Linked DNA regions of Mus musculus: regions 1 and 3 are each linked to region 2. The links are chromatin loops, found by intact Hi-C in ENCODE. Cell type or tissue: heart. All regions are shown on one strand. Links, peaks and the distances in the headings refer to the core of each region. The heading gives the core; the rest is flanking DNA. Region 1 overlaps Map1b (microtubule-associated protein 1B). Region 2 overlaps Map1b (microtubule-associated protein 1B). Region 3 overlaps Map1b (microtubule-associated protein 1B).

Region 1 (10,564 bases), core at 1,104-9,103, 63 kb after region 2:
ATGAAGGCACCCGAACACAGAAATGACACGGTGATGTGTGTGTGTTTTTTTCCTTTACGTTGGCCACACCTGTGTCAAAGGAGGGAACTTGCCTAGTGTGCTAGGCTGTGAATATAAAGAACCCCTGACACTTGAAAGCCAAGAGGCATGCAGATCTTACAGGTATCAAAAGCCTCGTGCCACAGACACCACAGGACTCCGAGTCCAGTGTGACTTTGGGCTGTTTTGACAATGGCAGGCTCTGTGCTGTGATCTGGACCCATCAGTCTGAAGGGGACAATAGGACAGGGGCAAATATGGCCAAGGGAGGGCAAGCAGGCTGCCCTCCCTGCAAGCAGGCTAGGCAGGCTCGAGAGGGAAGGCCGATGGAAGCTAGGGGTTTGCAATAAAATAACTCTTTCCCAGGCAGGCACCATTTACCTCAGTGAGCCTGGTTATTTCATGAAAATAAGGCTCGTCATTTTAACGACTGAGTTCCTCCTGTCACCTTGGACAATGACGTAATGACAAAGGATAAAGGAACCTTGTGGGCACGTTGACAGGGGCCCTCCCCTGACTATGTACATAGGTCAGAGGAAGCAGCAGGACAGAGACTTGCCTAACCTGTGGTCACAGGTTCCCTGAGTGACACATCATCAGTCCCTGGAACGCAAAGGGACGATGCGTGTATGTGCTTTGTTGCTTAAAGAAAGGCTGAGAGCAAGGCTGAAAACTGCATCCATGACTCTCCATTGTAGAGCAGTGGATTCACTCTAGGCATACACAACTAAGTCATAATCTACGCGATGGCTAGCTGTCCAGGAATAGACACAGAAATATGACAAAGCCTAGGGTTATGGTTGAGGTTTTTTTTTTTTTTTCTTTCTTTCTTTCTTTCTCTTACAGCTCTGCAGGCAAATGTTAGACAGGAGACCTTAACTCACTAACGTGAAAGGAAGGGAAAGACTCGCCTGACTGAAACGTAAAATATCGGTGTCAACTCTCTAACCTGAGCCAATCTCCGGAAAGGATATTTTTAGCAGTCTCTCAGCACAGACCTAAAGATGCTTGCCTGCGGTTTGCTCATCTTTCATCCTCTACGGGGAAGGCACAGGTTCTCAAGCAGAACCGCCCATGTACACCTTTCAGATTCAATCACAGACAGAAGAAGGCTTCCGTGAACGTGATCTAGTAGCTAGTGGCGAGAGAACTAATGTAAATACGCTAGAGTTGTACTACTAATTCAGCTGACTAAGGCAGTAAACCACAGGAAATGTGAGTCTCTGAAAATTGGCAGACACTACTGTCACTTGTGGTTGAAGAGAGAAGGGAAGCAGTGGTGGATGGAGCGGATGAGGTTTGGAGGGACTGGGTCATGGCAGTAAGGGAGACAGCCAAGGCTATCACCCTACATCACCATCCTTGTGTCCAGCGTGGTAGGCCATGTTGCAGATGGTCTAACCTCTGCCTTGGCTCTACTCTCGCACTGTCTTCATTTTGCCCAAAGAACTGAGAGCAGTGCTGAAAATATTATCTACGACTAAACTGGAAGAGTCTTGCCACCTCCAGACAAAAGAAGAGCTCTGTGCCTTCTGAGGATGCCCATGGCAACTGCTTCTAAGGATTGTCTTTAATATAAATTTAAAAAGGATTACACGAGGGAAGCCAGACATATATCGGAACTCGGTATTTCCCACAGACAATAATAATCACCACACATACAAGCCACGCACATACAGATCTTCCTTGTGGAGATGAGAGCTGGCTACTCATTTATATTTAGTTCCCCAGAAGGTAGGCTACCATGTGTTCATACACACTTATCCAACTGGCCTTCATTCGGAAGCAGAGGTAAGCATTCTGAGTCACAAACAAAGAGACTGAGATATGAGATGTTTAAGTGTCCAAGGCCACTCAGAGACACCCATGACTGGGCTAAGGACAAATGTGGGAAGCTGGCTCCAGAATCTGTAACTATACTGTAATTGTCAATTACAATCTGTAAATTGTAATCTGTACTGATGGCAAGAAACTGGGTTATCAAAAAATTTAGCCATTTTAAAGAACAGATAAAAATGACAACGTGAGATAAAAGAGACTATTGAAACTGGTGTTCTTTTCCTTTGGGGAATCTCTCTCTCTCTCTCTCTCTCTCTCTCTCTCTCTCTCTCTCTCTCTCTGTATGAGAAGGCTTCTCCCCAGTCCAGGGGATTATGGGATACTGTCTATGCCCTCAGAAGATAAGTTCCCCTGTAACTATATACACCAAGATCTACAGTTAAACCTGGGAAAGAAACAACAGAAATGGAAGCCAGTCAAACTCTATGCGTCATGGCAGACTTGAGCTTCCATAGAAAGTTTTGCAGATTCTTATTCCTGGAGACCTGCAACAATGAATGACTCAAGTCCAACATCATTAAGGCACAAAAATCATATACACAAACAAAAGGTTTATGATGGTGTGTGCACTCAGAAATAGAAGGGCATATAAGGTAGTGCTCGATGTCTCAGAGACTCAGCTGCAGAGAGCCCTCTCTTGAGTGAAAGACTGGGTTGTTCTCTCAGGACCACTGTGCCTATCGGTCCAGCTCTGACTTGACCAGAAAGCTTCGGTGAGAGCAATCCACAGAGAATGGCCTTGGTGCACAGCAGGAGTGTTCTGAGTGACCTCAAAAGCCGGTCCATGCTCAGCTGGTTTGAGAGACCGACGCAGACTTCAGTGACTACCAATCTAAAAATCACACAGTCAGTGCTCTCCAGGATTTCATGATCACTGGACTGACGTCTTCAAGAAGTCACACTGTGCCAACCCACCTACTGTGCAGAAGGCAACCTACATTCCAGGCTGAATGACTATTCAGGGTGATCTTGAGTGAGACCTGATTCGCCTCCCAATGAACTCCAAAGCCTCAGTACAAAGTCTAAGCTAGTATGAGAGTTAACTCCAGATACATGGTCTGCCCTTTGCAATTTAAGGCAGCCACCAACTCTTCATATATGACCTCTGATTCCTAAGAATAGCAAAAGAAATAACAGCCAACATGAATGTACAGCACATCTGATTAGCACCTGAGCCCTTGGCTCCTCAGTCTCATAGGATGACCAATATCCTACTGTCATGACTGCTAGCTGTAAACTTACCAAACCTAATCAATCAACCAATGCGGGGAGGGAAGAGGGACCTGTTTGATGTCTAGGGTGCAGGACTTTATGACTTTCACAACAGAAGTGTGACAAAGGTCATGCCGGTTCTATTACTCAGCTCATCTTCCCAGTGTATGGCGCATGCTAGCTAGCATCCATTTAAACAGTTTTACAGTGACCGAATGACTTTTTTGTTTTGATAGACTCCGTCACTCGTCTTATTCCTTCTCTCCAAGTAGACTTAGATTCTTGAAACTCTAATGAGGGTGACACGGCTGGTTTCACTGTAAGTGGCGTGAGAGACAAACCACATGGTTTGTACTGAGTTTCAAGCAAGTGGGGAGGGACCACTAGTCTCAAACACACTAGGAACTCTTACATAAGGATCATCTTACAACCTTCACTCATCCCAGTCTGTGTCCTTGACCTTTAACCTCTTTCCACCGCACGCTCAAGATGCACTCTGCATTGTGCTTTTGTCGATGACAGGTTGAGGGTTTGGCTAGCAACAGGCTTTAGATTTTGGATGAAAGGTTTTAGATTTGGGGGTTAGAGATGCAAATGTCCCAAACTCCAAATCTCCAAAATCCAAGAATTTCTGGTGTTAAACATTTTAGATAAGGAATACTCAGCCCGTAGCACAGTCTTGCTCAGAAAACTTCATGACTCCACAGGGGCACCACTCCCTTGGCTCTGCTCAGAGGGAAGCTGGGTCCTGCACAGCCTGGAAAGGAATAGTCCTAACATTAACCCGCTCTGCAGCTGGCTATAATGCTAAGGATGCTGAACGTCCAGAAGCCAGTCCCCAAACCAGCACTGAGCACTGCTGACATCACTTAGATAGGTGACCCACTCTTAAAGCAGGTGACAGCAAGAAGATGGAGAGACAGGGTACTAACATGAGAATTTAGAGAGAGCTCTCTGCCTAGTCTCCAAGAGTAGTCCAAGCTAGGCCTTTAGGCTGGAAAGAGTTAATTCTTCTGCAGTTTTTTTTCAACCTTTCATTTTTGCAATGCACATTTGTCATCATAGGAAGGCAGTCCAAATATGAATGTATACAATGAAAGCCACATGTGTAGAAATGAAAAAAAAAAAAAGTCTTACAAGACAGAAAGCCAGAACGACCTACAGAGAAGTGACAGAAACTTGGCATTTAGTTGCTGAAACAAGCATACTTGTTGGCAAAGGGCACTTATCTCCTGTCAGATGGTTACGGAGGTTTGCAAGACAGAAAAATAAAACACAATAATGACCAGAGTAAACACCTTAAGCTGTACCTAGCCTTTAGCAAATTATGTGCTGATGGTCCCTAGATAACTTCCTCCCCGCCCCACCCCCCACCCTACCCAAACCACACCCACCTCATCCACTTTTTTTTTTTTTTTTTTTTATTAGCACATTCAGTTCTCTGCTGGAAAGCTACAATAGAGGGTCACTGAAATGGGTGGGTTTTACTCTATCCTCAAAGTCAAAAGGAAGACGCAGCGGAGAGGTGCCACGGCCATCTTGCTGAGTTAAGAGTGACTCCAGAAGTCGTTTACATTCCACACAAGTGGCTTTGAATCTCTGCACATGGGGTAGTGGGATATGATCTAGTCCTGTAAGAGAGACCGACCTTCATGCCTGATGTTCTGCCCATGCCAATCAGAACTCATAGAAGAGAGCCACATAGCTAGCAAAGTCTTGATTTTATGTACGGCTCAAGTGGTAGTCAAGAAATAAAATGTAGTATCATTTCCATGGTGACCCTTCTGAAAAGACGCACCTGGGTTGAGAGAATTCAATAGGAGCCAGAATCTTCTCTTATTATGTCCAAATGGGACCAGATAGGAGGAATTCATAGCTCAGAAAGGAGGGAGAGATGAATCTGCATCATCGAAGCCCAGAGAGGTGGGCGGGACACATCCTCGCAGAGGGAACAGCTTTACATATGACCGGTGCTTGCGTCCTTACCTTTGATTCTCTTATTCTGAAAGAAAGGCTGTTTTTACAGCAGCTTGGAACATCAGGTTCTTTCCCACACTAAGGAGCTGAAAACATCTTTTGTGTCTGAAACACCAAGTGTCCTTTCTCTTTCTAGTGAAGGGAGGTGGAGGATTGTAGGAGCACCCAGTCTATACTCAGAACTTTGAGTAAAATTAATATTGAAGTAGTCTGTAATCCCTTGAGGTCAGAGAACACTGAAACCCAAAGGGAAGTAAGCTAGACTTTCAAACCTCTCATAAGAACCCACACCATCAATAATCCACATGGTGATTACTTAAATTCTACTTTTCCAAGTTGTGGCTGCTGGCTCAAGTCATTGACATACATACAAAGAAACTTCTAGCAAGGAGAGGAAATTCTTTTTTCTTTCCATGCCAGACCAAAGCTTTTTCCAGACAACGGTCACTCCCCTCATCCTGTCAAGAGCTAGGCTAACACTGAGTAGAAACCTCACCTGGAACTTCAGGAGAGAATCTTGCAGAGTGTCGAGATACGAAAAGTTTGAGTTCCTGGTCCAAGTTGCACTCAATCAGGTTTGTGTCCCACGATCGGATCCCTGTGGAGGAAAAGGAGGACAGTTGGCAGGCTTCTGGGAGTCACCTCAGAGTGGTTTGGAAAGCACCCCCATGGACGTTTCTCTCGGGCCTTTTGATGGCAGGTACCTTGGCTAGCGGTGGATGCCCACAAGTGGGAAAGGGAAGGCCCCTCCCCTGGGACACAAGGGAGGAAGAACTAACTGTGAGCCTGAAGTTCTGCCCCCCTCAGAAAGGGTACGTGCAGCAAGGCTGGGGGCTGAAAGCAAACAGCAGACTCAAGGCAGGCTGGGAGGCACAGAAGATGACAGTTCTGGCTAAGAGGCCCCAGACTACCATCAGCTTCTTCAGCTCCACTAAGTGGCCAATGTCAGATGCAGGTGGGACGGGCGGCTGCCATTCAAGCCTGGCTCTCTGTTTTCCAAAGGATGCTCTTGCAGTGCATGTGTGTGATTTTTTACTTGTTTTTGACCTTGGTTTCTTCCCCCCCCCCATATCAATCTCAAATTGTGTGATCTTTGATAAGCAGGTGGAACTCAAGGTTTAGACTAGGAGTCCTATCAGTAATTTACTTTATTTAGTCAGCTGGTCAGGGAGTGCTTTTCATTCACAATTGTTGAGCTATACTGAATTTTTTTTTAAATCCAGGGGAACTTTTTATACTTGATAAAACTTCGGTAGTTTGGGGGTGGGCATGAACTCCCATGCGTCAGCCTGGAAGGAGCCATCAAGAGCCAGCATAACCCACAGTGAAGCATCAGAGTGACTGTGGTTTTCAGTACTGGCCATATCTCCTCGGTCTCTTCTGTACTCCTCTCCCTCCCTCTTCAACCCAAAGGAGGTGTCTCAGAGGGAACACAGAGACCATCAAGTTATGAGAACCCTGGACAGAAGCCAGGAAAGCTGTGAGCTGCCAAAGCCCAGACAACATCTCTCTGTGTGTTCACATGTAATATGTAATGTGTGTGTTCACGTGTATGTGCGTTCATGGGTATGTGCTCGGACTTTCCCCAACAGACTGCGTGTGATGGAGCCAGTACACAGCACCAGGACTGTACACTGGTGTGAACAGCCTCAACTGCCGGAAACCAATTTCTGAGCCAACAAGTATTTATTATCAGACTCCTCAGAGAGAGGCTTAAGCCCTTAGGTGGATATCTGCAAGTGAGCTATCTCTAACCAAAAGGCCAATGATTGATTGATCCATTGATTGATTAGTATTTATGCCATCAGCCTAGAGGGTTTACATGGTAGTGCATGAAACCCACCTCTAAATCCTTAATGTCTACCTCCATTTACCACCATTGTTTTCCTATCTTAGGGATAATCATGTGCATTATACTATAGTATATACAACACAGGTCTTAATTATATGTAATATTTTGATTAAAGATATATTAGATATAGATCTTTTAAAAGATTGTAGAACTCAGTTCACTATACATAAAAAGATATCTTCAAATTCATTTTCTCTCTCTCTTTTTCTCTCATTTTTATTTTATTTTATTTTTTTTTTTTTGAGACAGGGTCTTATTACATAGCCAAACCAGCCTAGAATTCGCTCTAACTAGTTCAGGTGGCCTTGAAATTGTAACTCTGATGCCTGAGCTTCTAGACCTGTTCCATCAGAGGAACCTTCTCAACAGCTGGGTGTCCCTTCAATAGAGGGAGAATTTCTCACAGGAATAGCAGGAAAGATTCAGACAAGAAAGAGTTAACACTCCTAAGGAGAGGCTAAATTATAAGGGAAAATTTTATGAGTCTCCCTGGAAACATTAAATAGCCTCAGTTTGCATTTGTGCTAATGGAATATTTAAATTTTAACAAGAAAGGCATGTTGAGAGTTTGTGGGTCTTTTTAGTGGAGACATGATAAATGGCTTCTTTTTGTTCCCCGCAGAGCTTGACAGGTTGAGAGGTCTGAATTCATTAGAATATTTTACTTCAACATATATACACTCTATACTAGCCTCGTGTGCAAAGCCATTGAGTTCCTGTCGGAGTGGCTTAATCGGAACCATTGATGGAGCTCCATTTTGTCTTCTGGCTTGTCAAGCCAGGTCAATAAGTTAATAATGAGACATATGTATTTAAATTCATACTATTTTTCCATCTTTGTTCTAAGTAACGTCTAAATGGCTGCACTATTTGAATGACTTTGTCTGGGGCTGGGTACCCGCTTGCTCTTGCATTGATATTTGTTATTTCTCCCTTGTCACGACACCAGTGGTGAATTGTTCATTTTATATTCATTTATGTCATTTACATTTATAATTTGACAACAGAAAAATGTTAAACTTTAAAAAAATCCATTGAGTTGATGTTTTTTTTTTTTTTAATAAAACCAGTAGACAGTTGGTAAAAATAACTTCCGGTGTGTAAACTGCCAATGAAAGAAAAATATTCAAGGTTCTCTCTAAGAGAGCAATTTCCAGTCAAAATATTTAAGGATGCATAATTGGTGCTGTGGTTTATAGAAAGACTATATAGACTTCATGGTTACTTTAGTTGGGAGTGAACACTCTGGAGCCTTATCAGTTTTAGAAATAAAACACTTAGTCACGAGTTGGTCCCTTATGCTGGATATTGCTAGCAAAGGGAGACATTTGCAATGAAGGCTGATTGCTTTTGACTGTCTTTCCATGTCTCTCCTTCATGCCTAACTGGGAGCCAAAGCTGGAGCCCCTGCAGTTGATAAGCCCTTTGCACATTCTCCCTCTGGACTCTGCAGCCAAAGAGGGGAGATACCTGGGTGTTGTTAAGAAGTTCTGAAAGAGATTCTGAAACGGGGGGGGGGGGGGGGACGTGGGAGAGGGGAGGGGACACATTATATTCCTCGCCCCTCTAAGGGCAAGCTCTTCATTGAGGCTTTGATTCTGTAGCCATCTAAGAGGAGTTTGTCCTTCCTGGATTACCCAGGGGCTAACAACTGGAGCAACTGGGCGTAGTTAACCTGTGTTTCAAATGCCTGGCTAGGTTCAAGGGGCTAGGGTTCAGGTTCCAGGCTGTTCCGGGATCCTGTCTCTGCCCAGGGAGGAAAACACTGTCCTGTGTTCATTCCAGGTGGGCAGGAAGCATCAGACCATCTTTTCTTTTCATTTCTCTCACCCCATGTGGTAGCGATGCACAAAGAAGTGGGCGTGCACGTGGTGTTTAAGAGAGGGGGAAAAGAAGGGGAAGGGTATTTCAGAGCTGGTCAGGGTGAGGAAGGAAGGTGCGTATCATATACTGGGTCTTCCAGCTGGATTACGTAAAGCTTACCCTGATCTTGTAGAAACTTTTGGCTTAATAAAACCAAAAAGCACCTCTCCTTTAGTGGATGAAAACTGCATTATTTCTAACCGAAGCAGCAGATCAAAGAAAGGAAAATGAATGGACCACACCGTGCATGCCGGACACGTGACAGCTACCTGGGCCTTTGACAAGTTATTTTCCTCAATGGGCCCAATTTAATCGTTCCCTTTTAAAAGCAGGCTTTTGAGTATTTCTTGTAAATATCTGAATGGTCAGCCTATAATCCTATGATTCTGTTTGGAAAACGACACTAGAAGGTAACTTGAACCTAGGATAGACGTATAAACCAGAGAAGCAGCTAAACGGAAAATGCTAAGAGGCTTTTTAGAGAAAAGATTTCCCAGCTTTCCTTTGACCTAGCCTTTGGTTTGCTTCTCTTTTTACAAAGCCAGTAACTTAATATTCGTCTTATATTCGTGTTTAATGAAAATGATATCTCACATGGACAGCACATCACTTCAGAGCATTGGCAATAATTAAAAAAAAAAAGAAAGAAAAAGAAAAATAAACAACCTCAAGTCTTGGATAACATCTTAGAATAGAAGCAAATAGTTATCTATAAGAATTTATTTCTAAATCTAAAAGCTAGAAATTACTTTTAAAAGCAAGCTTTTAGGGAAGATTTACAACAAAGCATTGATTTAATGACCTTCCATTTAGGGACTGACTCGCTTGGATTTCAGCTAGGATCACAGAGCCCTTAGTGGTAACACCAATTAGGCAGAACAAGCAAAAATCCATCTGCCTCCTGATTTTGGAAGTGTGAAGATGAATATAATAAATGTAACACATTCTAGCGTCTCTTTATCTCCTACCATATATGGTTTTCACTTCTTTTTCTTTGCTAGAAGAAAATGAAAATGAAATCCCAAAGCCTTTCTGGGTTCTTTATTTTCTTGCCTACAATTTTGGAGAGAACATTTTCACTAAGGAGGCATCAGACTATTACAATGTAACCAGCTTAACTCACACCTAAAGACTCAAGGCAGTGGATAGCACACTTATCTATCTTCTCATAAGCACATCTTGCTTATATCTAATGTCACCTAGAGAGACAGTTAGTTGCCCTCTAATCATAATTGAAAGCATCAGACTGACACTTAACATTCATTAGATGACTTTGGCTTCTTTAGAAAGAATGGCACGAACTGATGAAAACTCAATTGTACCATGTTTTAAATTTCAGTGTGACCGGTATTGTTGTATAGAGTCTAAATATTAAAATATACCCAGATGCCAGCATTTTGGTAAGAATAAGGCTATCAGGCTACCTCCACATTGGGGACAATTAGGGAAGGACAGATGAATCAGTTGGTGGTGTCCACTGTAGTTTGGGATCAAGTCCTATAGAACTGCATCAGTGTAGCTCGAACAGTGCAAGTGAACACTATTGTTTGAAGCTCTGGAGAAGAAATGATCAACCCTGATTTTGTGCTTTTCAAAAACAGCTGAGCATTTTTCTTCCTTGGTCTCCAGAAGCACTTAGCATCCATGTAGGGTGTTTCGGGCCTGTTGATTTGCTTCGGTATCTACCATCCCTCTACAGGGGTCTAGATTTATTTATTTATTTATTTATTTATTTATTTATTTATTGCCTTTCTGGAGTGCTCTTGGGTAATCAATCAGATG
Region 2 (10,564 bases), core at 937-8,936:
AGGCTTTCTTTTTCTTCGTAATTAATGGTAAAGTTGGGCACACGCACAGCCCACTGTACAAAAATTCCATTGCTAGGTCTTTAAAAAGTGATTTAAGTGGCAACTTCATAAAACCATTCTTCATTCTCAGAGAGGGGATTACTTAGGGCCCAGATGAATGGCATATGGATACCTCCTTGTGTAAAGTCTTGGCAATGAGAAAATGCTTTTTCTTACACATTTCCTTTATTTGGCAAAGGAGCTACAGAACTGTACAGGAGTTCGGGAAAGCACCCACGTGCATGCAAATGAACCAAAGGCTGAGGGCTGAGCTGATCTTACCAGCTGTATCACTTAACCACCCTACATGAGATTGGCCACTACAACTCAATCCCATCCCTTGGACAAGATGCTGACATCTGGAATGCCAGACAAAAGCCCAAGTACCTGTTATAGCACATGATCTAAGAACAGATTTTGAAAAATAACTGGTATTTGATTGACTATTCAACAGTTTCCCAGCAGTCCCACCAGGGTAAATCATAGCTCTTTCCCTGGCATTTCAGGGCAATTGAGCAATGTGGCTGTGATACAGCAGGGCATTTGGCTTAGCCCTGGGGGTGGAGGAAGCCCAGCTCTAGAGAAAGACACAGGCAAAGCTTCCACCTTAAAGTGGGAAGACAGGCTAGCTGTGAGTGTGCACAGAGGCCTCCGAGCAAGGAGCCACTTGCCAGCCAGGGATCTTTCTCACTCTGGTGAGCTGGTGCTATGTGCCTCCAGATATAGATGACCTCACACCCTCTGAACAAACTGGGGCTCCACACACTGAATAGAAATGTCCCTTTTCACACTTCCATGCTGTCTCCCTGACCTATGTCTCCGTGCGGAGAGGGAAAACTGGTGTGTCATCTCTCCAGGGTTTTCCTAAGGCCTCTAGGTGAAACCGAATGAAGCCGGACAGTTTGTGAGAGGCCAAGCCATGAGACCTCTCTGTGAAGCGTGGGGCTGAGGACGACTGAAGGCTGGGAGACACATGGTCCTTCCCAGTACACGACACACCAAGCCTGCCATCTCAGGGAGACAGCTCTGACTGCAGTAGCTCCCGGAAGTGCATCTCTCAGTCCACTCCGGCCGGACCCCACCCCAGCTTCTCATCCTGCTGAAGTCCAAGAGATCTGTGGAAAAATCTCTGAGAAAGCAGGAAAGCTGTGTTTCTCCTGGAGTTCGGTCGGTTCTAGTGTCGCTAGCACTTCTGCCATCCGTTAATGACGACCATTCCAAATGCACTCACAGTGCCCACCGACGTCTCCTCCAGCACAATGGCCGAGGTTGCACTCATCCATCGATCGTAATAGTGATCAATCCCAGGCCTAAGCAATTTTGGGCCATAGTTTTGCTTATTTCAAAGAGGCCCCTCCTACTACCTTCCCCCACACATCCAAGCAATAGCCCAGACACGATGCCCGGAACCCACCTCTTGATCTGTGAAAATCTCTATGAAGTTCTGGAAGGAGAAAGAGCCAGACTGCAGGATGAGCTCGCCAGTGTTCTCAAAGCACTGTCCGGTGAGCACCAGCAGTTTATGGCGGGCAGCGTCAGTGATCATCAAACGCACCTGAAACACAGCGAAGGCACAGAGTAAGGGAGGGTGCGGAGTAAGAGCGAGCTGTCCCCTTCCCCGCCCCCAAGTCCCAGGCACTATGACTGTGCCTGAAGCTTACTGCCAACCAAACGCGTTCATTCCGAGTGTCTAATTACTTCAGCTGAGAGTGGGGGCAGGGAGTGCTGGACAGAGCCCTGCCTGTAAGTTATTCCTAAAATTAATCATCGTGGTTATTAGTGTGCCAGTGAATCCCGTGTTGAGAGTTTTACTTCAACCCAAAACAGCAGGGTATTATTGACTTTCTCCCTGAGTCTCCTCCTCTTTTCAAAGTGGTCTTCACAGCTGGCAAGCATTTGTTCCACAGCTGTTATAAAGAATCTACTAGCAGCCTGCAGCCTGCAGCCTATGAGGCCAGGTGAGACTTGTGGCTATGCCAATCCAGGTCACCCAGCTAGCTTCAGAAAAGACATGTTTCCAAGCAGGCCTCAAGTTCCTACCCAGGATTCCTTTCTTGCAGTCCTTCCAGAGCAAGCACACCATGACAAATGCAGACTGCAGCGTTTGCATCAAGAAGCTTGACGGGACAGGGGACAGAAGAAAAGGCGACCCTTGAGTGGCGATCTGAGAAACTGAATTGAAAATAACTTACGCAAAAGAACCTTTGCTGGCAGGGAGGTGGGGGAGGGGGGCCAGTTGTCCTCTGCGGGAGCACTACCCTCTGAACCAAGGTTCTGAATTCAGTTCATGAATGTTTAGCACACACTACGTGCCCTGCATCATGTTCTGCACCAGGGAAAATTCAAAACTAAACAGGCCATGACCCCTGCCCATGAACCCCACAGGCCACACTCATAGAAAAGCATGCATACCTAAGCAGTTGTCTCAGGCTCATGTGGCCCACAAAGTAGCTTGATACTTCCAACAAAAGCTTTTAAACAAACAAAAAACAACCAAAAAACAAAAAACAAAACAAAACTCCTGTTTCACAGCTAGGCAGTCTACCTGGGTACATACTAGCCCTCCGGCTTCTGGGTGACAGAAAGTGCCCCTGGGTTTTCTGTGACTTCATGCCTAATTGGATTGTCAGAGCTTTTGCACGCAGAAGTAGGTCAAAACAGGCCCGATTACGATAGCCCCAAACCGAAAGCAACGAAAGTGGCAGAAACTAAGAAATGAGTTATCAGATGTCTACAAAAGGATGCCACACAATGGTCGAAAGGAGTGCGGGACCAACGTGCTACACTTGGACTAGATCATGACGCCACTAAGCTAAGTTAAGCTCCACAAAAGAGGCCACATGTTGTATGATGCCATTTGTATGAAATGTCTAAGACAGGAAAAAATCTGGAGAGAGAAAATAGGGATTGTCAGAAGCTAAGGGGCAGTGGGATAACTGCTAATGGGTTTAGGAAATTTTGGGGAGTGACAGGCATGTTTTGGAGTTAAACTGCTCATTTTTATAATAATTCTTAAAAAAAAAACACCCACAAAACTACACACTTTCAGTGAATGAGTCTATGGTTCATGAATTACATCCCAATTTGAAAACCTGAATAGTCAGAGTTGCTAAGACACCGGCAGAAGACACACACAGCCTAGGCTAGGATGTTGCCAGGGCCTTTGGTCCTTAATGCTCAGGAAGCAACTCTATCTCAGAGGAGGTGGAAGAGGAGCTCTATCAACGCTTGGCCTGAGGGGACCAGAGATTCTCTTGGCTTCCTCCAAATTCTTATGTCAGGGTGGGTCCTGAAATTGCCAATTACTCTCTCTAGTAGTAAGTATTCTCATGTGATGCTAATGATACAGCAGCAGGAGCCAGCATGTACATCTTAGTCACTATGTGCCACACTTCTTCTAAGCCCTGAGCACTTCAGAGAGCATTACATAGGAGCATTAAATTCAGGGGCTATTATGATCTCCTTCACAGGGAGGGGCAAACCGAAGCAGTAAGATAACTTGACCGACCTTGGATGATGAAACCAGGTGATTTGACCTGGGCTAGAGACCATGTTTCTGAGGCTGGCCTGCCTTCCAAGGGTAGCTAGTGCTGGCCTGGATCTCTCTGAACAGGGATGCTATTGGGATGCTCGTCGTCTCTGAGTTCCATCCCTGTATGTGCCAGCCTGGAGCTTGCCGTCTATTTCCTCTGCTACATTCTTGCTCTGCATCCTGGCAACAACATACCCAGTGCATACCCCCCATTCTACACCCCTCAACAAACATGCTTCCAGCTGGCACTGTTCGCTTGTGTCCTTAATTGAAAGAGGCTTCTGGTGAGCTGGTGCTATGATACTAGATGCAGAGAAGCAGGCTCTGGGCATCGAGGAAGCCTAGGACCTGGGACTTACCCCTTGTACATCTCTCTCCAACTCCCCCACCTATCTAGCCCCTTTGATCAGCCAAGTCCCCATCCTTGGAGGCTCTAAGACCTCCCAGAACTGAAATACTCACCTCAGTGCTGACGGCTTCATCTGAAGGGTTGATCAGAACGACTGTTTCTAAGACGTCACTTCGGTGATGAAGAATCTTTTGTCCTGAAGGCACAAAAAAAATACACAAAGAAGAGACCTTTAGCTCTTCCAGATGAAAGCGGCTCGCCTACTTCTGGGACAGCAGAGAAATTTCCAACTCAGATGTGGCCCTGGAAGCTGGGAAACACAGTGGATGCTACTGAGCACGAGGGTGTGCACACAACAGGCTCAACTGGAGCTGGGGTAGCCTGGGGCCCCCAGGCTTTTACACTGGGTCTTTCATGGTCGATGGCTAGGCAGCCTCCTGACCCAATGGCCGGGTTTTCATCAGAGACCAGGGAGGGGTGCCAGGAAAACTCAGTGGAGCTCTTGACATTTCCTTTCTCATGGTAATTGGGGATGTTTCTCCCTAACGTCCTTTCTTCTGGTGAGAACGGCGCGGAGATTAATTAGGAGCCTCATTGTGAAGTGAATGACGGCCAGAAACCCGACTAACAATTAACCCAGCAGCCAGAATGGCTGTCTGAGGCAGGCTTACGGTCTGTTGGGGTATTCACTAATTAATTCACTTGCTTGTAGGAAAGTGAAGAAACAGTGGGCAAAAGAGAAGTGGAAGGCTACCCTCCCCCAGGACAGGGTGGCCAAACTGCCCCACAAGACAAAACTGAGGGAGAACTAAAGTAAGGTGTGGTTTGGGATGAGGGAGTTTAAGGATGCTCTGCAGGGCTCTTGATATCTCCCACTCCTTACAGCACCATCCTGTGCTGGTCAGCCTCAGGCTTAGGTCAGCAGAGACCTATGGATTGCCTTCTACAAACATTACCCTGCCTTGACAAGGAGATGAAAGCCATCCAGTGAATGTAGCCAGAGTCGCTGATGTATGCTTTACCAGCAAACAACGGACAGAGAGGGGCGTTCCCTCGGAAATGTGGGAGGAAGCCACGTGGTTGGGAGGGAAAGCACGCCTGCTGTTTGGAAGTACAATGAAGCCTGGAAGACTGGAAGAAACAGGAGCTTCTGAGGGAGATACCAACAGAGAAAAACAGAAGGAAAGTAGATCTAGGGTTCTTGGAAAAGCTAAAACAGAATCCTGTATGAACTGCCATTTAATTGGTTGGTGCAAGTTGAAAGTAGGAACCTGAGCAAATATTTCTGTGCTAATGTTAATTACAGCATTATTTTAATAGCCAAAAGATAAAATAACCCAAGTGTCTGGGTTAGATGTGGTCTACCCACAACGGAATACTAGTCAGAAATAGAAAAAAAAAAAAATCAAGCTCTGCTAATGTTACAAAGATGAACTAGAACATAAGGGGGAAAAAAAAGCTGAACACAAATGGATACATAAAATAGTACTTTATGCCCATGAAATACCCAGAATAAGTAAATTTAAAATAGCAATTACCAAAGGCTAAAGGAGGGGGAATTGGGGAGCTATTGCTTAATGGGTACTATCCCATGTTTGGGGTAATGAAAACATTTTGAAAATGTAAGTGATGACATATACAACCTTGTAGACATATTGATCACTCCTGAGTTGTAGATTTAAAAAAAATAGTTAAAATGGCCAATTTTTCTTTATATGTATTTTATCACAAGATGAAGGATCAATGAGACAGACAAGTAAGCCCTGAAGAAAATACTTTGCGTGCGTGTGTGGTATATGTATATACGCTATCCCAGGAAAGCCATTAGAAAGGAGGCGGTTCCAGGCTCGACTCAGCTGGAGATTTCCCCTTTGTATTATCAAGGATCACAGAAACTAGAAACAGCTGCTTAGAGACATTCTACTCATGTCACCATTATTGATCATCCCTGCTTTTCCTTACAGTAACATTTACCAGTCAACTTTAGGAAGGCAGAGGAGCAGCCCAAACTAAACAATGCTGGTGCCACGCCCTGTTCTGAGACCCATACAGTTTCACTGAATCCCCTGAAGTGCTCTCACACGAGGTACCATGACCATGGCTCACTACTGAAGACAAAGAGTTGACAGAGGACATCGAGTAGCTCAGGACGCCACAACAGGGTCAGGTCAGGCCAGGGTCTGGTCCCAGGCTGCCCAGCTCTAGATCCCTTCTGGATTTAACCACTTCTGATGATGCTAGCTAGTTATCAGAACTTGGCTTTGGCAAAACTGTCATCAGATGCTGAAGAAGAGTTAGGGGAAAGACCAACAGACTAAAAACAACAGATGGGCTTAAAGAAGCAAGATGTCAGCAGAGAATACCGGGTGGTCAGGCGAGGCACAGCACCTATACACAGCAAAGCAAAAATTAAATAGAAACATGAAATGTTCTACTGCAAAAGACCAGTCAGGAAGACACTCCAAATAAGAACAGTGTTAACTGCTTGAGCAGGCAAAGACCCGAGGCTTAGGAAAAAGATGCCAAACCATGGAAGACACAGTTCATTTATCATGAATGCTATGTTTTGTAATTAATGTAAAATTTGCCTTTTGGCTGTTTTCCTCTTTGACATCCATGCACACTTAAAGCTAAAGTAAACACAATTCAAATAAGCAGATGACACAGTGAAAGATCACACAAATCTATACTGGATCAAGTCGCCCTTCCATCAGTGGCCTCCTCGGAACAAAGACTTTGAGATCTTCTAAGACAAGAATGAAGCTGACATTAACCAATAAAGGAATGGCTGTTTCTTCATCATATCTTTGATGTGAGCACCCAGAGCATCCGACAGTGTGAGACCTGGTATGACTATTGTCATTAACTGTGCTCTGTAGGAGTCACAGAAGCAAGCCAAAGCAAGGTTTGCAGAAGCAGTCCCCTCCCCGAGAGTCCCTAATGGAGTCAGAGCCCTTTCTCTGCTGCTGACTGCACCCTTCAAAAGCAACAGCAGCTACCACAACCACGCTCCTACCTGCACACACCAGCCCTCCCCAGAGAAGTCTCCAGCTGCCTCTGCCAGGGGCTTCTTACCGTCCACCAGACACTCTTTTCCTCCTTGGCTTTCTCTGTTGCCAAACAGAACAAATGCCACGTAACAGCTGTTGGTCACCTCCACAATCCCTAAGTCATGTTTCAGAGCAGTCTGCCCAGGAATTCAGCTAATGATGCCTTGTCCATCTTTGTGAGAACTCGGAGGGAGAACACTGACAACGGATGTGCGCCAAGATGCCTTTTTGTAGAGTTGATTTGAAGGAAGGAAGGAAGGGATGGATGTAAAGACAGTCAGAGAGAGCTCCCAGTTCTTGTCTTGGCTGGAATGTTGTCCAGATTCAACCACAAGACCCGTAACCGAAGGTCGGGCCTCTCCAGCATCTGCCAAGACAAGGGCCTCGGCTGAGGGACCCGTCAGTTCCCCACACCCTGCATCCCTGGGTGCCCACTCGCTCTCTGGCAGCAGGCGGCTGTCTGCTCAGGCAGCTGGGATGCTCACAAAGCTGCATATTTGGGGAATGTTTCACACTGGGAAGAGGGCCAGGCATTCTCAGGGAGAAGCCACCACCCTTGCCTGTAAAGGTCCCCATTCAGTGGCTTCAGGAAAGAAGTTCCCAGCCTCTCTCCTCACCCTTTAGTCTGCCCTCCCTATAGATACCTCATAAAGAAACCAAGGAGCATCCTATGAATAGCTAACCCTCCTCAGCTTTGTGGAGGATGGACATGGAGTGATGGAGTTGTGTCAGTCCGTTTCCATATGAAAAAAAAAAAGGTCTTTGAAGTCTTCCTAAAAAAATTCCACATAGCTGTGAGGCTCGACCCGGTGAGGTGGGGGCAACAGAGAAGGTTGCTGCTATGTGACAAAGGGTCTGCTCCACTTCAGAATCAAAAGAGAATGAGGACCCCTTGGAGCAGCAGGGCCCTTCAGACAATGGGGCTTTTGTCTGTGGTCTCCTACAGCTGTATTTGAAATTCAAACAGTCTATACTTTGCAGTTATTGCTGGGATTTTTTTTTCTATTTTTAAAATCGTATTTAATTGAATCTACTTGTCTTTTGAAGTTGGGTTATTTTGTTGATTTATGTTCACGTCACATCTAGGTGATTTCTGAAATCTTTTAAGGTAAAAAAAAAATGACATTTTCATGTTTCCAGGATAGTTATAGATCTCCCCAGGGAGTTTAAGATTTTCCTCTCAGCATGGGTTTGACACACAACACATAGGCACCCTCCTGGGTTTCAGAGGTTGACTGTGGCTAAATTCAGGCACTCTCATCACAGAGGGTAGCAACACAGAACCTGGGCTGGGATAGAGCTCAGTCGGTAGGATACTTGTCTGGCTTACACTAAGGCCTAGGTTTGATCTCCAGCACTGCATAAATCGGTCGTGGTGGTCCATGCCTGTAACCTCACCCATTGGGAGGTGGAGGCTTGGTAATCAGAAGTCCAAGATCACCCAATTCAAAGCCAGTCTGGACTGCACAAGACCCTGTCTCAAGAAAAACAAAATCTAGAATCGCTTTTGTTGTTGTTTTGTTTTGTTTTTCAAGACAGGGTTTCTCTGTGTAGCCCTGGCTGTCCTGGAACTCACTCTGTAGACCAGGCTGTCCTGGAACTCAAATCCGCCAGCCTCTGCCTACTAAGTGCTGGGATTAAAGGCGTGTGCCACCACTGCCCAGCTAGAATCTCTTTTTACATATGGATGAGTCTTCTCTCCCACACGCAGAGCAACTGGGAGTACCGAGTAACTGGGAGACTGAAGCATCCTTGCTGAGGCCAGAGCAACTCCGCAGCATCCTTGGCCCAGATCAAAGCATCAAGGTAGCTGAGCAACCTCCTGATGAACACAGAACTGCTAAAAGCTTGTTTAGCTCAACACCCATCTTGAACTCCCCTTCAACGATTACAGGCCAGAGCTTTATTTAAACAACTTCAGTTTATTAACTTGTATGACAGAGAGAAGATGAAGCAGGACCTGAATCACAGACAGCCAAGATGGCGGTCAGGGGGAATTCCACAGGTCCTTGCTACCCTATCTCTACCTTTTCTCCTGCCAGTTCCCACTGCTGTCATGCCTTTTCCTATCCCCTCCCACCAGTCTTTGCGGGCTGAACACTAGAGTGACTGTTTGATCAGGCATCTGGTCTTGTGAACCAACACTAGAATCTAGACTCCATTGTGAAGATGAAAGAACATCCTAGGGTTGGGTTGGGAGACGCTTGGGCTAAAGACAGCCTGAGACTGCTTCATTAAACATAAGGTCTGATCACTCAAGGACTGTGAACACCCTGCATGTTAAAGCAGGAAAGGAGGCAGGGAGACGGACCTTCATCCCAACCCCTCCATCACAGAAGGGCTGTGAAGGGGAAACCCTCTCACCTCAAACCTTTGTGCTCAATAAAACTCCACCGGTGAAGTTTAGCTAAATGGATAAAAGCAAGAATCAAGAGCTGTGCTTCACAGCCATGGAAATCACAGCCCTGTGGTCGGTAATTACCTACAGGTCTCTAGGCAGCGTTTAATAACATCTTTTATTTAAAACCATAACCAGGCCTCCTTACTCTAGGAACCCACATAATATGCAGGGCAGATGTGTGGTCAGTGTGAAGAGAAACAGAGCCGGGATGGGAGGAATTAACTCTGGGAGGAAAGCAAGACCTGCCTTGGCAGGAACTGTGGCCAAACTTCCCTCACAGGGTAGAGGTGATACAACAGGAGAGGAATCTGTGAAGGGCCCAAGGCGATTGGTCCCCTGTGAGCCTCTGCCCTACCTGTGTTTCTAAACAGGAAAACCAGAGTCTGGGTGAATATAGTTTATCAGGAACAGAGCTTCTGAGAGGCCACAATTAGCAGATTCCCACCCACCCCCACCTCTGCCCACCCTCCCCAGCCCCTTCCCTCCCCCCTTTGCACTCAGGGTTAGAAATTGGAAGAAGCATCTAGAAGAGAGGATGAAGCAACCTGGGAGCAAATAAAGCCACCTTCATGTTCCCTAGAGCCAAAAATCACCTCAGCGTAGAGAGACATGACCACAAGACAGGGAAGACACCAAACCCTTAAAGGCTGCTTTCTGAGAAGCTTGAGAAAACAAAGGCGCTGGGGGACTTGGTATCTCCTGATTGCTAGGATCCCCCAAAGACCAGCCTTGGCGTCAGCACAGAAAACAGAAAGCCAACTGTTTATCAGGAAATGATACGGCTTCCCTCTGGGGAGACAACGCCTTTCACCCTATAGGGAGTTTGAATTCTCCAAGGACTTCTCTCATCAAGTCACCTTGTTCATCTCTTCTGACTTACCAGTTTAACCTTAGGCTTGGGAAAGGAACTTCTAGCCTGGTATCTGAGGCAGCAGGACCAGAGGTAGAAGGCAACCCAAACATAATCCAGTGGAAAGGCTGACCTTACGAGCATGGGGAGTAAGAGAACGTTCCATGTGGGAGCTGCCAATCTCCTTGGATCACAAGTTAACTACAAGGCTGAAAGCCCATCCCAAGAACACAGCGACCAAATCTTAAATGTGGAGAGTGATTTAGGAGAGCTAAGCATTCCGTCTTGCAGGTGGAGGCTGTGTTTAAGTCTCCTAACACTCCAAAGACAGCCTGAGTGCAAA
Region 3 (10,564 bases), core at 1,817-9,816, 52 kb after region 2:
AGAATCCAGAGACAGCACGTGGCCATGACATCTCCCTTCTTCCCACTCTACACAGGGGCAATGTGACAGGTGGCCTTGACAGTATAGTATTTCTAGAACCCTCAAACACATCCCAGGGTCCTTCCAACCACGTAGCCAACCCAGAACTGCAATTGACGACTGTTGGTCAAATTACTAGCCTTCAGAATCTTACTCCTCAAGCACCACTCACCTAAAAGCCCCGCTTGGGAAAAAGATCTGAAGAGCAAACAAAAGGCCAGGCTTGGTGGTGCGCGCCTTTGACCCCAGCACTTGGGAGGCAGGCTTATCTCTGTGAGTTCGAGGCTAGCTTGGTCTACAAAGGGACATCCAGGGCTAAACAGAGAAACCCTGTTTGAAACCTCCACCCCCCTAATGCCCCCAAAAAGGAGGAAAAAAAAAAAGCAACTCAGCCACCACCCTCCCAGGCAGAGCAAGAATAGGATGGAAAGATGAGGTATATGTATGCAATATCATCCCTGACAAGAAAATACGGTCTGGACCCAAAGAAACTAAATTCTAAGGAGGGTCTCAGCGGCCCAAGTGCACTGCAAAAGGTTTTAAACACTCCAATTTCCAAACAACTAACATCCGCCAGCCCAACAGTTTCAAAGGATCTCTAATGCAGGTGGCTCTGGAGCTCACAGTCCCCGTGTCTCCTCCACAAGAAAAGGGGCTAGACAGGTTGGAGGCAGTGTCCTTGTCTGGTTCTGTGAAAGCCTGACAGAAATAGGGAGAGAGGCTTTGTCCTTTAGGGTAGTGTCTTATTCTCAGAACTCTAGCCTGCTATCTGAACTGATTTTAGGTTGTGGAAACGACCTCTGATACTTGCCAGACTTCCCCTGTGAGGTGTGGCTGCTGAGGCTAGTTAGTCAATGCCATTGCACAGGTGAGCAGGTCGAGGCTCTGAGGTGCCCAGGGTCCCACAGCTAAGCCAGGCTGCACTTGGGCCTACACTAACTCTTCCAACTTAGAGCTCTCAGATTGCTTCAAACATGAAAACAACTCGCCCTGCCTATACAGAAAAGGATTTCCTTATTTTTTAGAATTATTGTTTTTTTTTCTTCTCTATATCCAAGTCGATGTTTACATTTGTTGGAAGAATTGAAAAAGGTTGTTAAACTCCAATCCGGGCTCAGAAACTCTATGACACCCGGCTTCCATCTTGCACCTTAACTTATTTTTCCATCTGGGAAGACAAGAGCTCTAGCCTGAAACACAACAAATTGGACTTGAACATCCTCCATCCCCGCCATCATGAAAAAACAAACATTTTGAAGACGGATGGGACCAGCTGCCTGCATCCCCTTTCTACCCAGCAACCACCCTGGCTGGACCTTGTTGTTGTTGTTGTTGCTGTTGCTTTTTTTCCAGGGCCATTTTCTGCAGCAGGGACAGGGCCACTGTGGGCTCTGAGAAGACTGATGCGCCCCTGCTTTTGTAAGGCAAGGGGGCGATTTCCCAGGCTTGCTTTGTGTCCCTGCTCGGCCACTAAGTGATAGACAGAGCTGCAGATGCGGCCAGCAGCGCCTATCTCTGTTCATGCGGCCAGTGTGTGTGTGTGTGTGTGTGTGTGTGTGTGTGTGTGTGTTTCTGTGCTATCAAGGTTTTTCCTCTCCTTTTAAAAACTTCTCCTATGAAGTAAGACAGCAGTTATTCGTAGGAAAATTTATCAGAACCAAATTCTTCTTAGTGGGAAAAAAAAAAGGCAGTAGAATTTCTCTCCTCATGCTAATCCCCTGTTTGACATGCAATGACATCATCCTATAGGGAGGAGGGTGGGTGTGGACAGGAGACAATGTAATGTCTGCTATAATTACAGGGTTTAATATGCAGGATCAGGGAGGTGGATGGGAGCTACAGGCAAGCCCTTCTCACCAGGCCTTGTGGGGGGAGGGGGAGTGAATATAATGGGGCTCAGTAATGCACTTGAGGGGGTCTTGCTGTGGCAATACCAAAAGGAGCAGAAATCAAAGGACTACACTGGCCAGCCTTCATTTTCTGATGCAAAAACATCTCCTAGAGACCAGTGAAGTGAAACTGCATTTCCCCCCTATCGAGGCCCATTGAACTGCAGTGTCCCAAAAGACAACATGAACACATAAAAAAACCTCACAAGCACAGACAGAGAAGAGCATTTTAAAAGCACTGCTACACCATACACTCATAGCACAAGATATCCACACAGCGCCTGGCATATGGATGATGCACTGATTTACATGAAGGCAACTAATATCATCAGCATTTTGAATGTTAAATAACCTAAGTTCCCTTTTTAAAACACAGGTTTTTGAGATGTATCAAAAATGATAAGACAGTAGCTAGCACATTCTCTAACCATGGCATTTACAGACTGCCTGCCTCCATTAGACAGGATTAAAGAAGCCGGTGGGCTACCATGGTGGCAGACTCAAACAGTCTAATATGCCTTGTCCAATTTATGCATTTTCAAGCAATTCATGCATAGCCACTCCTAGAGTGACATGAAGAATTGATGTGCGGCTTCTTTTGGTAGGTGTCGAGGCTATAGGAAGGGATTGCTGTTTAAACTGTACCATTGGGAAGACAGGAATTTCAATTGGTCTCAAGGTGGGAAAGACTTTGACTAGACGAAGAGAAGTTTAAAAAAAAAAGAAAGAAAAAAAAGAAGAGAAAAGAAAAGAAAAACTTGGCTCCAGGGAACTTGGAGCTAATATTGTGAGAAAATTAGAAGCTCAACACAACCACTTATATGAGTGGCTCTACACATCACTGCACAGAGTGGCCAACGGTATGCTAAGTTTGAACAGTCAGGATGCAGCAGAGGTCTCAGCTTTCCTGACACTTGTTAGCATTCCCCTAAAGGGACGAAAGCTCTCCTCACCACTACAGATATTTCCCTTTTTAAGAACATGTATCTGAAAACCTGAAAAACAGAAGATAGCATTCTTGGTGAAATATTGGTTTATAGTTCAAAGTAACTGCATATTACTTAGGGAAGGGACACGATGGCAGAGTTCAATGTGATGTCACAGCCCTGGAGGAGTTAAGGGGAGAGGAGCCCTGTAAGGTAAAGGTCAGCTCAGTAAGGCTCACACCAAAGAGCAAGACAAACAGTAAGAGGATATTCTGCTAATTACCATGGAGCAAGTCAACCTTACCGGGGGACTCTTAAATACACGAAAATAAATGAAATGAATGAAAATAAGAACGCAACTCCCTCTAGAAAAATACGGCTTTTGAATCATCTCAAAGACTGTAACATGCTGACAGCTTTGAATGGCAGATTTCCGCAAACAGAGATTCTGCCATACAATGACTGCTTCAACTTGGGCTGAGTTAAAGAAGTGGGTTGGCATGGAGACAGACAAGAAGATGCTCTGTTCCAAATTCACGAGTCTTTGAAGAACTCATGAAAAGACATAGAACCATCACTACTAATGACAACAAACATGGCCATGGTGATTTAAAGTAAACCGGTGTCATGCAAAAAGGTACGTCGAGGGGGAAGCCTCACGGGAGAAGAGATGCATAGAACGCAATCAAAGTATCCATTTTAGCATGTTTCACCCAAGGAAGAAAGCAGCGTATTAATAACATCATTTAATACGGCCTCACTATCTCCACCCTTCACATAGCATGTAGCTCCCGAATACTCATAAATCCACTGTGTGTAGAACAGGGTCTTCAGTAAGGAAACTGAGGCACAGAGCATTGACGTATAACATGGAGCTTGCATTTGAACCTGTGTGGTCCAGCCCTAACTGTTCTGCACTCCCCCTTTACCTGTTCAGTCAGACTCAGGAAGGCTGGAGAGGCTCGAACTCAGTCCTTTACACCTGTCCATAATTCTAGGCTGCAAGACACACTTTGGGGGAAACCGGTCTCATTTCTTGAGCCTTCCTCCTCTTAAGAACCAAAGAGAGCCGAGTCTGGATGAGGCCTCTGTGGTTGGCAACCTGGACTGGATAGAGTTTAGGAAATGTCCCTGTAAGGGGAGGCGGCATTGGGTGGGACTCAAGAGGGATCGTGAGATTCCCGAAGGAGAACCTATGCAACCTTGCCTGTTGACACATGCTGAGCCTAGAAGAACATTTCCAGGGAGAAAACAAACAGAACTCAAAATGGGACCTTTAAAAAAGCTCTACAGCACATGATAAAATGAGTACTCTGGCCTGAGAGTCAGTGGAAAATTATATCTTAAAAAAAAAATTATAAGGCTTTCTTAAAGGAACAAAGCAGACTTCTGGAAAATAATGGTATCCCCAAAATTAATTTAGACATGTCCTCTATGAAACGATAGAGAGCCACCCAAAGTTGAGTGAGCCACCATGCAAGCAAGCGGCATCACGATGACCTATGAAAAGCAAACGGTAGAGATAACCAGCCTGGCGGACGCTGGAGCACCCTCACTTCCTATGAATCCAGTAAACAAAGGCAGGCAGGAGGATGCTGAGCCTCTGAGGACCTCTCTGAGTGCTGTGGTTCCATTACTGCAGAACCTCAGTAACAGTTACAACCAACCCCTGAGTTCTGACGCCCCTATGTTTAAACGCGCTGGTTTCTTTCTCTGGTCCCTGGAGTTACTGATGCCACCAACCAATTGTCACTAATCACGAGTCTCTAGGTGGTCAGTGAAAACTCGTGTCAGCCTCTAGCCTTTTTTCTTATATCTCAACAGAATAGTGTAAAGTCTTCTGAAAAATATTCATACATTTAACATTTACCATCTTTATAGAAAGATCTTAAATAATTTCCATTTCCCGCTTCCTATTTCCTAAGCCATAGAGGATCGTAAGCTTCCGGTGATCCTCACAAAGTCTACAACAAAACCAAAAACAACCCTGCATCCTCTACAACGAGGCAGTGCAGACTGCTAACTTAGGAAATATAAGTAGCGACCATCATCCTTCTTAAGCACAAAAGAAAAAGACTTTTGCTGAATTTCACCCGTGAAGGCCCTTCCCTTGTTATCCTTGGAGGACCTGTTCCTCTGTCATATGCTAGATGGCGCTACACTCTCCTCTCCTCCTTAGCAGTTGGAGGCACATACTTGTGTGACTGAGAAGTGCCCCTGAATCTTTTTTTTTTTAAGATTTATTTATTTATTATATGTAAGTACACTGTAGCAATCTTCAGACACACCAGAAGAGGGCCGTCAGACCTCGTTACGGATCATTGTGAGCCACCATGTGGTTGCTGGGATTTGAACTCCGGACCTTTGGAAGAGCAGTCAGGTGCTCTTACCCACTGAGCTATCTCACCAGCCCGCCTCTGAATCTTGATGGACAGTTAGTTCCAACCACAGGAGAGTGTGTGGGAACAAACGTCTGTTTATTAATTAATTAATTAGCTAATTAATTAATTAATTAACTAATATATCACATCGTTATTAGCCCTCATATATGACAGAGCCCCAGACTCCACAGACAAGCGATGCCCATTAGGGACAGTGAGCAGGTGAGTGTGAAGAGTTACATTTTGATTCATCCCAGTAAGTTCTCCTGCTCTACTCTGAATGCCCAAGAACTTCATACAAACACATCTTGGCTTGACCCATCGGCTATGTTCACAGTTAACAGTTATGACTACCTTTGTATATAAAGCACTTTACCAAATATATTAGTGACTTTTTTTTTTACTATGAGTTGATGTTATCAAAAAAAAATAGCAGGATATTAAGTGTAAAAGGATCTTTGAGATAAAGTTTAGAAAACACTGAAGTTCAAGAATTTATCCATAAGAGCACACATCTAATCAGCAGAGGTGATTCAAGCCCAGGTTGTCCATCCCAGGCCCACCTGTGGAGGGCTCTATCTCTCTCAGAAATTGGTTGTTTGTTTTTGTCAAGTCTCTGAAAGTTGATAGTTTGTAAATAAATATCCAACACCTTCATGCTAAAAGGAAATCTATAACAACAAAAAAAAGTGCTAATAATGTAAGCAATGACTGCACGTTTTCATTTGTCTAACATGGCTTATTTTTCACTCTGTAAAGTGGTTCTAGTTTCTTGAGCCAGTGATTTCTCATGACTCACCATCTTGACCTTGTCTGCCTAGGTCCTGGCATTACCCTCTAAGGCTCTTTAACTTAAAGCCTCTTTGTCTCTGTGGTTTCTCACAAGGAAAAGGAGTAGGATCAGAAAGTTAGACTCCTGGAAGGTTCCGTTCTGAAATCTGCTCCGTGATTAATTTAAGGTCTTGCTTTTACTTACTCAAAGTATGTTTTTGTTTATTTCCTTTATTTTTTTTCTTCCTGAATTGTAAATCGGAACTTCTGTTGTTTTTGTTGCTAACTAATTTCAAATTTGCGAGGAGTCTGTTTACCAGGCATAGAGAATCCATTTGCCGTATGAAGTTTGCTTAGGTTGCCAGCAGCAGAATGTCTACGGAGAGAAGCCTATTTCTAGATGACCCCATGGAGTGAGCTAATTTGACACATTATTTCATTTGTATTTATACACTGGAATGATATTCCAAAGGCACAAAATAATCTCTGTTCTATGTATAAAACAAGAAAACAAAAAGCAGACAGGACATAATAGCATAACCAACCGTGATGTAAGGCTTATTTAAAAAACAAAACACTGACCTCCTGCCTAAAAATAACCCAAACCAACATGGTTTGTAAAAAACATGACTGTGATTGGAGAGTAGGGAGACACACTATTTTAAAAAATGAAGTGGAAATATGAAAGCAAGAGAGAAGCAGACAACATGGAGGTTGTGTGTGAATGAATGATATGTGTGAAGGCCCAATGCAAAACCAAGCGACAGTCAAATGAGGGGGGCTCTGTTACTGTTTGCACATAGAAAACTTTTTTTCTCCTAGAGTATATTCTGAGTCACAATGAGAAGCGTATTTTAGCAACCACGTTGATCAGTGATAGCTGGTTATCCTTATCAACCACGATGTACTATCACCGTAGCATGTGCTACACTTTCGTACAGGTAACAATGTAGAGGGGTTTTCATCAGCGTGGCCGGGGGCATGTCACGTTTCCCTGTGATGTTATGGCATCCCTTAAAAAAACAGTGTTTCCCAGATCTATTAGGAGTTTATGCAACCTCAATTGCTTATGCTCCTATAGTAGTGTACAACTGTAATTTAAAAGTGAAGTGATACACCCCCCACCCCCCCACACACATTATGAATATAAGTGGAAATATAAGTGGCTCCAAAATGTAAACTTTTAAGATATTTTGGGCAACAAGCTTTTAAAAACAATTTCACTTTCCATGCGTTTTAGATCAGGGGTTCTCAACCTGTGGGTCGCGGCCCCTCTCGGGTCAAACAATCTTTCACAGGGGTTGCTACAAGATATCCTGCATATCGAATATTTGTGTTATGATTTATAACAGTAGCAAAATCACAGTTATGGAGTAGCAGTGAAAATGCCTTTATAGTTGGGGGGGGGTCACTACAACATGAGGGAAAATGTATTAAAGGCTCTTAGCATTAGGAAGGCTGAGAGCCACTGCTCTAAATCTTGACTGGATTTTGTGTTTAGTGGCTTCTTAAAGGATTGTGGGGTGAAGAAATCAACTACACTTTACATTACACTTTCAGAGAGGAGGAGGGTGTGGCTGGGGCTCTGTGACCCCTTCAGTGATGCTGCCTGTGCATCTAGTAAATGACAATACTTGCTTAAAGGGTGAACTAAAAAAGAGAAAGAGGAAGGCATCTCATTCTGTCTCCTCTCTGCTATCTTTAAAGACATCACTCTGGAAAGAAGAAGGAAGAATACATTTCCAAACCCATATTTACTACAAATATCTTAATTGATTCAGGGAGTCTAAGTGAATTCTGACGTATTTGCCTAAAACAAAACAAAACAAAACAAAACAAAACAAAACAAAAGGACTGTATCACTGAATTTGTAAAACTTGGAGAAGAATAACCCCTCAAAAAGTTATCAACAGAACCTTGAGTGACTGACCACCATACTGTTGTCAACATACATTATCACTAATAGCACTATTACATACATACATTTTTCTTTCAAGTTTCAGCATGCTCTATAAGGGTTTTGTGTAAACACACAATAATGTCATATAGGGTTGGATACATACATTAAAGTAAGCCTTTAGGAAAAAAAATCAAATTAGACTTGGGAAAAATTGAGCCATTGCCTTACAGGCCTCATATGTAAGTCAGGCAGCATTGGCATACACAGAAGCAGAGGCAGGCAAATCTCAGAGTTTAAGGCCAGCCTGGTCTACAGGGGGAGTTCTAGGACAGCCAGGAAATAACAGGGAAACCCTGTCTCAAAAAACAAAAATGAATAGATAAATGAATAGATAGATAGATAGATAGATAGATAGATAGATAGATGGATGGATGGATGGATGGATAGATAGATAGATAGATAGATAGATAGATAGATAGATAGATAGATAGATAATGAGTGAGTGAATACGGCCTCAGATGGCAATAGCCAATCACAAGCCATATTACCATAAAAATCACTTTTCCATCTGGATAACCCCGGCTCTCTGGTAACGATCACCTGCACACACATTGTTGGTAATAATCTGATTTGATCATAGCTCCCCAAGGGTATTTATATCTGCACGTACTGACTTGTTAAATTATGCCGTGCTAATTGATGGTTCACATGACAAGATATGCATAGCTGATCATGCTCATTAAAATGCAGGCTATTCTCAATTATGTGCAACAAACGATGTGCCTGGGACTTTTAACACACTCAAACCACACTGAATCCCCGAATTTATAGGCTGTAATCCTTCGGCCTTCTTCCAAAACTTGTGCATAAGTACTTAGTCTGAGGCGTAAAGCAGGACCACATGCCAGCATGCACGTTCTTATTTAAATGGGAAAAGACAATGACATTATTTCCTATTTGGCATTGTGTAGATAGAAACACCCACCGATCTGAGTCTTGAAATACTTTCCACACAGGTGTCTGCTGTTGTGCAAATACAATTAAGTTGGTCTGGCTCACAGTTTCTACAGGGAGAGAGAGGAAAAGGCAAGGGCTAAGAGCCCCTGTCCTGAGAAGTCAATGCTCTGAGCTGTGACTGTTTCCTGATTGACAGTCCTAGTAGGTGGGACAGGCAGAGTTTTTAAATAAAGTTTCTTTCATAGACCTTTCAATCCTAGTGTTTCAAATATGTTAAGGGGCTGAAAAGATGGCTCAGAGGTTAAAAGCATTCATTAGCTGCTCTTCCAAGGGACCCAGGTTCAGTTCCCAGAACTCACATGACAGCTCATAACTGTCTACTTAACTTCAGTTCCAGGGGATATTTCCCTACCCCCCACCCCGTCATACACACACACACACACACACACACACACACACACACACACACACACACACAGAGTTTTCCTCCTGAACTGCACCATCTGAATTTTGCACTGAGAAGATACTTGGAATTCTAGCTGAAGAACAGTCACTCCTTCATCTGAGCAGGCATGCAGTGCATCTGTCTAGTGCAGTTAACTGGCAGCTTGCACTGATCTTTTGCAAGTGTGGTCTCCCAGCCGAAAGCTTAAAACCTGTGAAGACTCCACCAGGGGGCTGCAGAGCTGTTCACCTATCAGCATCATTCACCTAGGCAGCAGGACATAGCCCATCGTTGATCCTTTCTCTCAGTTTTTGTTTTATTTTGGCCAGATGTGGTATTTGGGGCTGAATTTCAGGAACCCAAAGGCAACACTGTGAGGCGGGGGCTCAGGGCCAGGTGTGGTGTGCTGAGCACTTAGCTACTCCATCCTACACTAGCCTCGAGAGGCTTCCCCAGGAATCTATGCATTTGGGCCAGACACTCGGCAGTGACTGTTTTCACGACGGCTGAAATCCCATTTTATTAAGGAAAGACTGGCTTAAGAGCAAAGGGCAGACAATAAGGGCAGTCCTTAAGGTGTTGGTTTTACCTCAGTCCTTCCAAATCCTGTGGCAACGGTTAGCAGCAACCGTTTGAATCTTTCAAACTGAGGTGTGGTACACTCTCTGGGCTTTCAATCCTTGCTTTGAATCACATACTTCTTCTGAAATCCTATACTGACTGTCTCATCTTATTTTCTGAGAGCATTTGTCTCACTCCTTCTAAGCCCTGGAAGAGTTTATTAAAGTCACATTATTTTTGTCTTGTTTGTGTTAGCTGCCCAGGCCCTGCAGCTCATGTTTAAGGTGTGTCCCTGGGGGAAGTACTCTTCACTTTCCCACATGTCTCCAGGACCAAGGAAATATGACTTCACACAATAGCTATCACCCTCAGACTGCAGTGAGAAAACAAAGCCAGCGAGAGCCCTGGGGTATGATGTTTGGAGATACTTGATCGTTGCCGCAGTAGCGTTTAATTAGTCTTGGGTTGCTGCTGGGGGCGGAGTGCTGGTACCTGGGCAACCTTTGTCACCACGGGTTGGAACAATCAAAACATAGAGCTTGTTAGGGTTTTCATTTCACTCCCGGTCTTGAGGAATAGAGAATAAAAAGCTCTTCTATGTCAGTCTCTGTGTCTGTCTGCCTCTCTCTCTCTCTCACACACATACACATGCAGACACAGACACACAAACACACAATTTGTAGACTAAGGAAGTG

The links. Hi-C counts contacts between places; a loop is a spot of excess contacts. Peaks named below come from ENCODE experiments on the same cell type or tissue, not always from the same donor. Only the 100,000 strongest peaks of a DNase experiment are listed, where the experiment ranks them.
Region 1: it touches region 2 in a loop (2.4-fold over the local background); 6 of 42 quality-filtered maps call a loop at or near these places.
Region 3: a loop joins it to region 2, with 2.0 times the contacts of the local background. A loop is called at or near these places in 7 of 42 quality-filtered maps.

Annotation. Positions count from the first base shown.
Region 1 is chr13:99,502,545-99,513,108 of GRCm38, forward strand. It overlaps Map1b (microtubule-associated protein 1B), which reads right to left. Exons shown (of 7, transcript NM_008634.2): 2 at 5,564-5,665. Among named protein-coding and RNA genes, the nearest start is that of Map1b, 8.8 kb to the right of the region's middle. In heart, for the core only: no CTCF peak of the experiment used is centred there; no DNase peak of the experiment used is centred there.
Region 2 is chr13:99,440,181-99,450,744 of GRCm38, forward strand. It overlaps Map1b (microtubule-associated protein 1B), which reads right to left. Exons shown (of 7, transcript NM_008634.2): 3 at 4,034-4,116; 4 at 1,454-1,594. Among named protein-coding and RNA genes, the nearest start is that of 6430562O15Rik, 33 kb to the left of the region's middle. In heart, for the core only: a CTCF peak has its summit at 4,861; DNase peaks (open chromatin) are centred at 4,971 and 7,351; H3K27ac peaks cover 499 bases.
Region 3 is chr13:99,491,296-99,501,859 of GRCm38, forward strand. The region is part of intron 2 of Map1b (microtubule-associated protein 1B); the gene reads right to left. Among named protein-coding and RNA genes, the nearest start is that of Map1b, 20 kb to the right of the region's middle. In heart, for the core only: a CTCF peak has its summit at 4,996; no DNase peak of the experiment used is centred there.